Regions from separate parts of the Mus musculus genome. Here region 1 is linked to region 2. The links are chromatin contacts, found by POLR2A ChIA-PET in ENCODE. All regions are on one chromosome and are shown on one strand. The core of a region is the stretch at or near the end of the contact, and the rest is flanking DNA. Distances in the headings are between cores, read along the strand shown.

What was found. ChIA-PET counts read pairs that join two places held with the same protein, here RNA polymerase II (POLR2A).
Region 1: POLR2A ChIA-PET joins it to region 2 with 10 read pairs in Patski. The contact joins the promoter of Shc1 here to the promoter of Clk2 in region 2. POLR2A ChIA-PET finds 5 or more read pairs at or near these places in 3 of 5 experiments (Patski and embryonic stem cell).

Annotation. Positions count from the first base shown.
Region 1 is chr3:89,420,221-89,422,920 of GRCm38, reverse strand. It overlaps Shc1 (src homology 2 domain-containing transforming protein C1), which reads right to left and starts at 1,300. Exons shown (of 12, transcript NM_001113331.2): 1 at 576-1,300. The coding sequence starts at 1,070.
Region 2 is chr3:89,163,444-89,166,143 of GRCm38, reverse strand. It overlaps Clk2 (CDC-like kinase 2), which reads right to left and starts at 1,349. Exons shown (of 13, transcript NM_007712.4): 1 at 1,038-1,349. Gm45927 (predicted gene, 45927) reads right to left here and starts at 1,349. Exons shown (of 19, transcript NM_001310017.1): 1 at 1,038-1,349.

The DNA.
Region 1 (2,700 bases), core at 51-2,550, 260 kb before region 2:
GGGGAAGGAGGGAAGAATGGATCAGCTGACCCCATCCCCCACCCCACACTTGCAAGCCCTTTGCAGAAGGTTCTAGGGCTTTGCCTTATATAGTCCTTACTTCCTAAGGAAAGTAGATTGAAGTAGCCTTCCTACTGCCTGGGGCTTCCACTTCATAGGTGTATGGCAAAGGGGAAAAAGGGAAGAAAGACCACAAAAGAGGAACTTCGTGCACCATGGGGGGACTGCGAGAGGAGTAGCAAACATTGAGTGGGATGGAGTGACATCTCTGGAAAAGGGAGGAGTCTAGAGGGAATAATCAAGAAGTCATTTTCATTCAACTTTTACAGAAAGCCTCAGATGTGCTTGGGCACTGTGTGAACTGGGGGGGTGGGGGGGGGGGTTGGGACCAAAGGAGGAAAGGCAGAAGATTCACAGGCTAAATTAAGGGCAGAGACCTGAAGAAGGAATGCACCAGGTCTAAGAACTGAGAGAATGGCACAGATGTTGCTGGGGGAAGAGCAGGGAGTCCCTGGCAAATCTGGAGTGAGCAGAGGAACTGGACGGGAGGGAGTGGGAGGGGGGTATGCACTCACCCGAACCAAGTAGGAAACCCCAGGTCCCATGACTTTGTCGTTGGGATGCAGCCAGCCTCGTGTGGGCTTATTGACAAAGCTCCCGTGTCTGGTCCACTCCTCGCCCCCCAGCTGGCCCCCTTCTACCCGAGTCCTGCGCCCGCCGCCTCCACTCAGCTTGTTCATGTCCTGGAGGAGGGGCAAGAGGCCTGAGTCCCGAAGGGCTGCCCCTGCACTCCCTTCCCCATCTTCAGCAGCCTTTCCTGGCTCCCCTTTAGGCCCCAGGCGCCCCCCAGCAGGATTGGCCAGCTTCAGGTTGCTCATCCGGGGAAAGAAGGAACACAGGGTAGTCGGACTATCGTCCCCCGGCAGAGGAGGCAGAATGGGTCCCAGGGATGAAGCTGATGGGGAAGGTAGCTCCTCCGGAGGGGTAGACCCCGAAGCCCCCTCCTCCAGCGATGACAGAGACTCATTCCGAAGTGGGTTGTACTTCGGCTTGGGGGGTAGAAGATCCATGGCTGGGGTGAGAAGAGGGGCTGCTGCCCAGCCCGGCCCCCCTGCCAATTCAGGCAAGGGGGCCAGGCAGGGGGCATCCCCAGGCCCTTAGCCTAGTCTGACCTCGGCAGCCCGGTGATAACAGATGACCTGGGGAGGCGAAGGACAAGTGACCTCTGCTCTCCCAACTCAGACCTAGACAGTTTGAGAGCACATCCTTGCACAGCCCAGCTAGGAAACCTCTACTGGCTGAGGAGTACAGGCTGGACCCAGAGCTTACTGGCTCCTCCCCAGAGGCGGGGAACTAAGGAGAGAGACCAATCCCCAGGACAGTGCTGACTCACAGGCTCAGAGGGGCTGAGACACCTCCCCACACAATTTGTGCAAGCCAGGCCACTCTCCCAGCCCAATACAAACAACTGTCTGGGAAGGAGGAGGTGCCCGGCGCGAAAAAAAGATGGAAAAATAAGCAAAAGAGAAAAAAGAAAGGAAGGAGTTAAGAGAAACTCTGGACCAATCCAAACCGACGTGGGCAAGCCAAAGAGAGCAGGAAGACAGGAAGGGATAGAGAGGAAACAGAAGCTGCTGGGCGGGGAGGGGAAGGGGGGAGATGTCCCCCAGAGTTTAGCATTTCCTTTCCAGTCCTGGCTGAAGACGTGACTAGCCCCCTAGCCCAGACAGCCCAGACCACTCCCATCCCCACCATACAGTGAGTGAGGTGGTAGCTCCAGGGAACCTGGGCCATTAGCATCCTCCACCACAACAGCTGTGGACCACAGTAGAGAACCAGGGAGAGAAAGTAAGTCCCAGTGGATATAGTGCAAAGCCAAGAGGAAAGACAAGCTAAAATGGGAATAAAGGCCAATTTATTGGTGGTACATCAGGGGGCTACCAGACAAGAGCTAGAGCAAGCCTGTTTCTACAAGTCACCAAGGACCAACAGACTTGGGGGGTGGGAGTAGGGCTTCCCCAGAGGGTACAGAGACATGCAGCCACCCCTCGGACCTACAGATATATTGTTACTCCTTACAGGCAGTAAACCACCTGACAGTGTACCTCAGGCTAGTGGAGGAGTTGGCCTTGGAGGTAGGGGAAAGAAACAGAACTGGTGCCTACAAGCCACAAAGGGATAATAGGGTCATAAACAAATCTGTGTTAATAAAGACAGGAAGGAGAAAGGGATATTAGAAGTTGGAGTCTGGCCATAAGTGCATAATAATACCAAACCCATATTTCTTTGCCCACAGTTTCCTGCCACAGCTCTGCTTAAGGCCATTCAGGAACTTAAAGAAAGTGACCAATCAAAATAGCTCCAGAATAAACTATCGCTTTATTCCCTTAAAAAAAAAAAAAAAAAAGTAGCTGGGTGTGGTGGTGCACCCTTTTAATCCCAGCAGAGGCAGGTGGATTTCTGAGTTCGAGGCCAGCCTGGTCTACAAAGTGAGTTCCAGGACAGCCAGGGCTATACAGAGAAACCCTGTCTCGAAAACCAAAAAAAAAAAAAAAAAAAAACCAAATACAAGAAATAAAAGATACTTTTTGCTTATTTGTTTTTTCAAGATAGGGTTTGTCTATGTAACAACACTGACTGCCCTGGAACTTGCTTTGTAGACCAGGCTGACCAGGATGGCCTGGAACTTACAGAGAACCA
Region 2 (2,700 bases), core at 100-2,599:
TTTGAACTCAGAGATCTTGTTAGTGTCTGCCTCCTGAGTGCTGGTATGAACGACTTGCAAAACCACACTTGACATATCCTAAGCTGGTGTCGATTTTGATATGTAGCCTAGGATGGCCACGAATATTTTCTGATATTAGTTCAGTTCCAAGTGCAAAAATTACAGATGGCTGGGGCTTACAAAGGCTGGAGATCAACCCAGGGCTTCATGCAAGCTAAGTGACCCCCACCATATCAACTGAACTATATCCCTAGCCTACTAAGTACTTCTTAATTAGTATCAGTAATACTTGGCCGGCAGCTGGGCCTCCATTAAATGAAACTGGACTAGTTAGGGTTCATGAGTCCTGTTTTGGTCAAAGGGGAAAATCAGAGCAAAATCACTGTCATATCCAGCAATACGATGAGCCTCGGGGGCAGTCTTGGCCCAGGACATGAGGTCTGTAGGTTTGACTCCAACATCTGGTCACCATTCTCGGCCGCTTCCTCACAACCTTCTTAAGGAAAGTGAGCCTATGGTACACTGGCCTAAAGTGGCTGACAGGAAACCAAGAAGATGCAAGCACGAGGCTTTCCCAGGTAACCCTATCTTGATTAACTTAACATAAATGCAATCTCACTTTGGACACCAACCAACAAAGCCACTGCGTTCTTTCCTAGAAAAGCATATCTAGCCTAACTTTCTTAACTTCTAAACCCTGTTTCTTCCTTGCTTACTCAGAGAAGCTAGAATAATTTCCTAGCCTCAAACTCTTCCTCTACACTGCCATCTTAACACTTTTCGGATCGTATTAAACCCTTGGTCCAACTTTTGCACGACTGGGACCGCTCCGGTGTCTACCTCATCACTTCTAAGGCTTTTCCAAGTTTACTATAGGTCTTGCTGCTACACCGAAACACGTCGACCTCCCTCCCTCTCATCTCGCTACTCTGCTGCTTCGAGAGCCCGACACTCCTAATTTCTCCATATCCCGTTGCCGTCCGTCTGGCGGTAGCCATCTTTCCGCGGCCCCAAGGTCCGCCAGCCCGCGCGCTCACCGTTCTGGCGGCGAGGCCCGTGCGCTTGTCCCACAGGAAGTCCGTGATGGCGGCGGCACTGCGGCCGGAGTCCCGGCACCCCCGCGGCGACGAAGTGCGGTTCCACCCCCCAACCCGGGGCCCTGGGACCTCCCGCCCCGTTCCCGGGCTCTGCTCCAGTCCCGCCCGCCCGGGCTCCGTCCCCGCCCCCAGGATCCGCTCGGCGCCTCTCGCACCGCCCCCGCCCGGGGCCCGATCCCAGCTCGGTCTCCGGCTCTGGCCTCTCCGCTCCGCCGCCGCCGCCGCCGTGAGCGAGCACGCACGCACAGACGCACGCACGTCCTGCGTCACTTCCCAGCCTCTGATGGGCTCCGCCCCCCGACACCGGGCCCTTCGGGCCAGTGAGCCGCTTCCCCTGCGCCTTCCAGAGTTAGAGAAGCGGTGGGTGCGCCTCTTGGTTCGGGTCTCGAGGCGCTCGGAGCTTGTCACGTGTTTGTTGAGTCTCTAGGTCTTTTTATCCTTTCCCATGACACCTTCCTCTTGCTCTTCACCAGAAGACAATTTGTGGCTTATTTAATATTGGCTGTTTTAAAGGATTGTTAGTTATTTACATTGTATCGCTATTGAGCAAACGACTCCAGTGAGGTTTTGTGAAGTCTGGTTCTTCAAACAAAACTTGAAAATATATACCCTCCTGCTTCCGAACGCCAGCAAAGAAAGGTTCCCTCTTTGTTCTGCACAAAAGTATTTCATGTTTGGGGCAGGTGCACAGACATAGAGGAAGGAGAATCGGACGCCGTTGTGTTTTAACTAATCTGTATTAAGTATAAATTTACCGAATCATCTTCCTTTCTTTTTAGATTTACCTTAAATTATTTTTGTTTCTGTAGAAGGGTATGTGCATTTCAGTTCAGGTTTTCATGAGGCCTGAAGAAGGGGCCAGTCAGATCCTCTGGAGCTGAAGTTACAGGCAATTGAGGGCTTACCATTGTGGATGCTGGATCTGCCAGAAGATTGCACTCTTAACCACGGAACCATCTATCTCTCCAGCTTCAGTTTACTAAATAGTACAAAAGAAGAAGGAGAAGAAGAAGAAAACGAAAAGGAAGAAGCAGCAGCTAAACATGGTGGTTCATGCTCATAATCTCAGCTCTTAGACGACTGAGGCAGGATTATTTGGAGGAGCTCAAGGCCCGCATGGGCTGCAGTGTGAGACTGTTTCAAAATCAAACCAGCTCAGGATGTGGCTTAGTTGGTGGAGTACTTGCCTTTTGCCCAGAATGCCCTGGCAAGAGAGCCATACATACAACCTATACACGTAACCAATCCCAGGACATAGGAGGTGAAGGCAGGAGGATCCAGGTTATTTCTTCCTTCCTTCCTTTTTTTTTTTTTTTTTTTTTTTTTTTTTTTACTTCAGTTTTTTGAGACAGGGTTTCTCTGTGTAGCTCTGGTTGTCCTGGAACTCACTCTATAGACCAGGCTGGCCTTGAACTCAGAAATCCACCTGCCTCTGCCTCCCAAGTGCTGGGATTAAAGGCGTGCGCCACCACTGCTGGGAAATCAAGGTTATTTTTGCTATATAATGAATTTAAAGCCAGCCTGAGTACACTGATAACCTGTCTCAAAAACAAAGGTTTGGTTTTGTTTTATCTTTTGTTTTGTTTTTTGTTCTTGTTGTTGT